Regions from separate parts of the Mus musculus genome. Here region 1 is linked to region 2. Evidence: chromatin contacts called from ENCODE Hi-C or POLR2A ChIA-PET data. All regions are on one chromosome and are shown on one strand. The core of a region is the stretch at or near the end of the contact, and the rest is flanking DNA. Distances in the headings are between cores, read along the strand shown.

Evidence for each region. Hi-C counts contacts between places; a loop is a spot of excess contacts on that map. ChIA-PET counts read pairs that join two places held with the same protein, here RNA polymerase II (POLR2A).
Region 1: a map of left cerebral cortex shows a loop between it and region 2 (2.0-fold over the local background). The contact joins the promoter of Numb here to the enhancer-like site in region 2. A Hi-C loop is called at or near these places in 1 of 37 maps with a recorded cell type or tissue (left cerebral cortex). POLR2A ChIA-PET finds 5 or more read pairs at or near these places in 1 of 5 experiments (embryonic stem cell).

What each region holds. Positions count from the first base shown.
Region 1 is chr12:83,841,015-83,844,416 of GRCm38, reverse strand. It overlaps Numb (NUMB endocytic adaptor protein), which reads left to right and starts at 2,059. Exons shown (of 10, transcript NM_001136075.2): 1 at 2,059-2,199. The coding sequence starts at 2,074. It overlaps Gm46367 (a long non-coding RNA gene), which reads right to left. Exons shown (of 4, transcript XR_001780655.2): 4 at 2,494-2,563.
Region 2 is chr12:83,797,611-83,800,987 of GRCm38, reverse strand. Numb (NUMB endocytic adaptor protein) reads left to right here. Exons shown (of 10, transcript NM_001136075.2): 8 at 1,331-1,480. Among named protein-coding and RNA genes, the nearest start is that of Gm46367, 23 kb to the left of the region's middle. Within about 2 kb of position 1,342, at least 1 of the 3 ENCODE cell types and tissues checked has a DNase peak (open chromatin) inside an H3K27ac peak, as active enhancers do; it is left cerebral cortex, where a contact is called at or near this core.

The sequences.
Region 1 (3,402 bases), core at 810-3,309, 43 kb before region 2:
AGCTCACTATTAAGGAACTAGAAAATGTGCCAGTTTCTAATGTACAGTAATAAAAGTCAGCAAAACACTTAAATGGAACCACGTGAAAGTAGAAGGACCGAGGTCAAGTAAAGACTTCTCAGAACAACAACAGTGAGTGTTTTGTTAAATGCTGGCGTCTCTTGAGCTTGCACTGAACATGAGTAGACTTTTACAGGAGGCAAACTGAAATAGTTTCTTTCCATGTAGAGAGAGGCACTGAAAACAGCCTGCCTGTAGGGGACTGTAAGTAGATTAATGGAGCTGGAACTTAACATGTGAATGGGGGCTGGTAAGAGACCGCATAAGACTGTGTTTGCTGGGGCTGGTGAGATGGCTCAGGGGTTAAGAGCACCGGCTGCTCTTCCAAAGGTCCTGAGTTCAAATCCCAGCAAGCACATGGTGGCTCACAACCATCCGTAACAAGATTGGATGCCTCTTCTGGAGTGTCTAAGACAGCTACAGTGTACTGACATATAATAAATAAATAAATTTAAAAAAAAAGACTGTGTTTGCCATGCTGAGCATTTACACTTTGAAGGTGATATGAGCCAATTAGAGGATTTTAAAGTAGAGTAGTTGTACAGTCAGATTGATGTTTTAGAAAACAGTAGTCAGACCAGATTAGAATGAAATGGGCCTTTATTTGAAGCAGTCTAAGTAATGGCCTTTTGCAATAAGTTAAACAAAAAAGTCTCAAAATAGTTGATTTGAACACTGGCCACATACAGGCCTGTCTACCTGAGAGGCTTAGAAAAGAGGATCAAGAGTTCAAGGCCAGTCCCAGCAACAAGAGTTCCCTTTTGAAACATTAGCTGCTTTAGGTAACATTATTTCTGACCCTCACAGTGACCCTGAGAATTAACAGTTACTACCATATCTGACAGACATATAAACTAAGGATTAGAACTTTCCGTTTACTTGCATCAGTCACATCACCATCTCTGGCAGCACAGCATTCACTCAGGTCTGTCTCATTGTAAAGCTTACAGGGTGCCCCAGTTACTACATAAGCTAGATTGTGACCCAAACCTCAGGCATGCATGGTTTATTAATCGTGAGTGTTGGTTGAACAGCATTCATTCAGTAAGTATATGTGAGCAACTCCTCTACTGATCAGTTCCAGGAAGGCAGGCATAAACAGGGAACAGGACAGTATCCTGTCCTTGCAGACTTTACCTCACTGGGAATAGGTAGGTAATGTAAACAAAGACATGTTTTAGTTTGAGACAGTAATTAAGCAAAGGTACCACAAAGAAAAATCAGGGATTTGGGGGAGGTGGCTTTGCCTTTGGGTTCCATCCCCACCAGGTTCCATGAGGAGTGAGCAGAGAGGAAGAGAGAAAAGTGACAGGAAAGGCTCCAAGACACAGAGTGCTTGCCTGCCTGGGATGTGCGGGGCTGTAGTTTTAATCGCTTGCCCTACAGACTAGAAAAAGAGTGACTGTTCACCCAAGCACCATGAGCTCTCCTGGCTCTTACCTAATATCCATCAAATCAGGAAGACTTGAATCTTTCTTTTGTCTACCAGTAGTAATAAAGATAGCTACAAATGAAGGGGGTGGGGAAGAGTCTGAGAATGAATGAATCATGGGACAAAGGGCATGGAGTGAATTAGATATTAAAGAGGTAACATTGGTAGATAAGGCCACAGGAAGAAAGAATGGGGAGTTGGGCATGTAACTAACTCAGTTGGCAAAATGTGTGCCTGGCAGGCACAAAATATTAGTTCAGTCCTTAGCACCAAACTGAGGCACAGTAGGGCATGGCTGTAATCCCGGCATTTGAGAGGTATCAAGCAGGTGAGAAGTTAAACGCCGCCCTTGTTGGGGCAGTTGTCATTGGAGGGGACTGTAGTTGTCTTTAAAAAGCGGACTGAGAGCAGTTTTAGACTCACTGTCACTCCGAGAGGAAGTATGCTAACATACTAAGCTATAACCCTCGTGTGGGCCCTCAGGGTTTGGGGTGGGTTTTGTACTAAAATGGTCATCTGAAGTTTGTGTAAGAAGTAACTTTGGTATTTCTTCACTGTGTCTTCAGGTTGTAAAAGTTAACATGAACAAACTACGGCAAAGCTTCAGGAGAAAGAAAGACGTTTATGTCCCAGAGGCCAGCCGTCCACATCAGTGGCAGACAGATGAAGAAGGAGTCCGCACTGGAAAGTGTAGCTTCCCAGTTAAGGTAAAACACACATTGTTGTGTCTGGCCAGTAGATCACAACCTGGGTTCTAGCCTGGAAAGGCATTTTGGAAACCTGGAAGAGAAGAGGGGCTGGGCTTCGGGAGATAAGGAAGGAACCCAGACAAAGCTCTCTGCTCAAGGTTCAATTTTTACTATTTCGGCACTCAGTTATAAAGGAAGGGGGAGGGGCCCAATTCCCGCCAAATAATCCAGTAGCAGGGTGATCACGTGATGCCTTCAGAACAGCAAAGCGGCAGGTTCCAGCAGTAGGCGTGGCAGAAAGATTGAGCGGGAAGCTCCACCCCTGAGCAAGCAGGTTTCAGGCTGGGGGAGGGGAGACTATAACACATATCTTTGTGGTTCTCTGTGGGGAAATAAACAAAAACATAAAAGCAAACCAAACAAAAAACTGATAGCCCATAGAATATGTAATCCTATGACTCACGCTAGTGAAGGAGCCTTCCAAAATCGTATTCTGCTTCAGTGATGGAATTAAATAAGAAAAAAATACATTGTGCAGTTAGTGATTTTTCTTTTTGTGTTTAAGTTATTTAAATAAGGCTGTGTGCTACATAATCTGGAACAAGTATAAGTGAGAACAGTTTGTGTGTGGGTTGGTGGGACTCCTAGGAGCTCACTATGGGCCTTGAGTGTGCTTGGCAAGCCCACTACCACTGGGCTACATCCCTGCCTTCTTTTTACTTCCTTGAGAAGGGATCTCACTAAGTTATCTAGGCTGTCCTTGAACTTACTCTGTAGCCCTTAGGTAGGCTTTGAACTTGTGATCGTCCTTCCTCAGCTCCTGAGTAAGTGAGGTTTCCCAGAAGCCTCCACTCTCAGGTCTGGCCAAGTAAGAACACTTCTAATGAGAACATAAGTCCTGAGACGTCTACAGATCCTCAGTTACCAAGAATTAAATCATTTTCAGTGAGGTAGGGGTTTATTTCCAGCACTCTCCAACAAAAGAAAAGTCAAAAGAAGCGCCTCTCCTCCCCACTCCCATTCAGGGCTAACTGGCTTGTTTGCTGCTTCTTCTATTTTTTTCTGAATATTTATTATTTATATGTAAGCACACTGTAGCTGTCTTCAGACACACTAGTAGAGGGGGTCAGATGTCATTACAGATGGTTGTGAGCCACCATGTGGTTGCTGAGATTTGAACTCAGGACCTTCGGAAGAACAGTCAGTGCTCTTAACTGCTGA
Region 2 (3,377 bases), core at 93-2,592:
GCAACACAAATCCCTTTAAGTTAGTCATGCCTGTCTCTCTGAAACTATTATAGTGCGTGTCATTTCATATGAGCACAAACTAGGGTCATGAGTAGTTAATTTCTCTTCCATCAGTAGTGACAGTGGAATTTCTAGCCTGAACTACAAGGTCCGTGGTTTGTCCTGACACGGGTGTACTCTCTCTCAGCTAGCCTATTTCTTTACATAAAAAGTTCCAAATTTCCATTCTTTCTGTGCTCATAGGACCCCAGAGAATTAAATAGGCTTTAGAAACATTTACAGGTTAATAGCAGCACTGTCAAAGGAACAGAAGAAATGGGTAAGTGTCCCTTGTATATGTGAGAGGTTGGCTTCCTGGGGAAGAAACTCTAAATGGCTCTTATACAAATCTAAGGTCTAATGTTCATCAGGAGCAGGTGGCCGCTCATTTATTCATGGCTGCTGTGTATCCTCAGTTCAGCTGAGCCAATCTGTAAGCTCTATCCTTATCATACGCGCTACAGCTAAAATGTTAGATCTGGTTGGTGCTTTTACTGGCCCTATCTATTACCCTTCCCTCTGAGACGAGACATGCTGTCTCCATAACTGACCAGGAGGAAGCTCTGGCTCAGTAGACACTCCTGACAACACTGTACAAGCGCAGAGAAGACAGGCCTGTGCGCAGTAGAACTCGGCTTAGAGAACAGTTGGAGTTAGGTGATGATGGCAAGGCTCTCAGCTCTCAGCACCCTCAAAACAACTGTAGGTGCTTCAAGTACCTCGTTGCAGTCTCCCTCTGGGGCAGATGCAGCACAGAATCTTTCTCTCTTCACAGATGAGCAAAGGTTCAGTACACATAAACTGTTTGCTCAGAAATGAGGAAATGTTCTCAGAGCCCTGTCCTGCCTCCTCCATCCCCTCTCCCCCCAGAATCTCAAAGTCTTTAGCATCCTACATTTCAGCTCTAGAATTGATTGGGTTGTAGCTTCTGGGAACTGGTTGAAAGTTAAAATAGGTTGCAGAGATCTTCCAGAAAGACCCAGCTATACAAAAAAGCCTCACATTAAAAAAAAAAAAAAAAAACCACCAAATTCCCAACAAAGTCTCAAAGAGAGATAGATTAGGGATTTGCAGAGAAAGATGATCTTAGTGCATGAGTTACTGATGTTTTCTACTTTCCTGTCTGAAAGTTGAGGTATTAATTTACTGAAGCTGATTGTGTAGCCTGACAGTTGAGACTTGTCCTTCGGCAAGGGAAAGAGCTAAAGTGAGAACTGGCAGCCCACACTGTACCGTCATATTTCAGGACTCCTCTCTTTCCTGTCTGGAACCATTTCCTTTTGCCTTGCAGTGCCCGAGGTGGAAGGAGAGGCCGAGAGCATCAGCTCCTTGTGTTCCCAGATCACCAGTGCCTTCAGCACGCCCTCTGAGGACCCCTTCTCCTCCGCCCCAATGACCAAACCAGTGACATTGGTGGCACCACAGTCTCCTGTGTTACAAGGTAGGTGACCTCTGACCTCAGTTTTTCTCTTTAAAACTAATCCTGTGAGCATGCTTCTCCTGAACTGAAGTTGGCATCCTGAGCTTGCCAGCATCCCTCGTTTCCCTGTCAGTCACATCTTTGGGCTTTTGTTCTCTTGTCTAAGCTGTCCGCTTTTCATCATTTGGCATGAATTCATCTGTCTACGCATCCGAGAAAGTCTCTGTAGCCTCCACTCACTGCTTTATTTGCCTCTTGACCTACGGAACAGAACAGCTGTCAAGATTGGTTTAAGCTCTGTGATTCTCCACCAAGGACAATTTGGCCACCTCAGGGAAGATTTGGTATTCATTGTATGGAGACATTTTGGGATTATTATAGCATTCGAAGTACTGCCAAAAATCCTTCAACATGCAAGACAGCACCTACAACAAATTACCATCCATCCCAAAATGCCAGTGGTGTTAACATTGAGACCTAGACCTACCTTCTCTCTACTGAGATTCATAAAGTAGAAGCCTCTCTTCTGGCTCACTGGTTCATTCTGTGGTCTCTAAATTGGCTTTTGTGACAATAGAGTTACTTCAGGGTTGGAGTTGGTGCCATTCCCCCTAACCCCCAGTATGCTAAATTAAATTCCCAGCTCACAGGTCAGTGAATCAGTGGCTCTGACAATTGCCCATTCCCATGTCTTTTGAGAACTTTTCAAGTAGAAAGGGCTGCACTACAGGACAGTGCTGTTACCCCTGGAAGAAGCTGCCATAACTCTTTGTTTTGCTTCTGGGTCTCAATCTTTTGACATACTTATAGTCATGTGTCCTTTGTATCATCGCACAGCTTTCCTTCTCATCTAACAGACATTTGTAGTACTAGAAAAAGTAAACTTGATAAACAGTGCCTGACACACTGGGAAATGCTCACATGTTGTCTTATTTAATCTTCAAATAGTTCTTTAAGGTAACCATTACAAAGAAGACTGAGGCTCGGATAGGCTGAGTGAATTGTGCAAGCTGTGCAGCTGGGATTTAAATTCAGATCTTCCTGCCCCACTTACATCCCACTGCCGTCTGCTTGTAGGGCACTGGTTATAGAACCTGAACGGAGCGATGTCCTTTGTCTTTAGGGGGCTTCCAGTCTCTAGCTGTTGTAGTTTTGTTGTTGTTTCATAGCCCCAGGTAAACAATACCAATACCCTGACCCAGTGTGGTTGTCCAGTGCTAAAGGGACATCATCCATGCTAAACATGATGGAAAGCTGGAATATAGACTAGAGACTGATAAAGGAAGAGGCCTGAGGAGATGAGGAGAGGAAGCCCAGCTCTCTGGATATTATGAATATTACATGGGGAAAAGACAGAGATAGCAGCAAATGGCAAATGTATTAAAGTAAATGGAAACACATATCATATGATTTTTTTTTTTTACTAGTTGTATAGGCAAACTGTAGACCCTTCATTCATGGCCTCCATTTCTGAAGTTTCAATTGCCTGTGGTTAATTACTATCTCAAAACATTAAATAGAAAATTCCAGAAACAAAAAATTCATGTTTTAAATAAGTTTATTATAATATGTTCTTACAGTAATTATTAGCCTCTCGGTGTACCAAGCTTATAAATTAAGCTTTATCCTAGGTTTGAATGCATAGGTAAAAACACAGTATTATACCGGGAGCTATCTGGCTTTAGGCATCTGTAGAACACATTGGAACTCCTTCCCTAATCCCAGATTTATGAGACTTTAGAAAGAGTTGAATTTGGTGTATATAAAATAGTGTTATCTTGATGCTGAGAACATACTAAGAAATTATTATACTTAACCCATTGTTATTGTTGGCCTGATTTGATCTTTTAGAAAAGTGTAGAACAAGATGCTTTATCTACTTAATTTTAAGCCAAAGCCTAGTTGCTAAATAATCAAT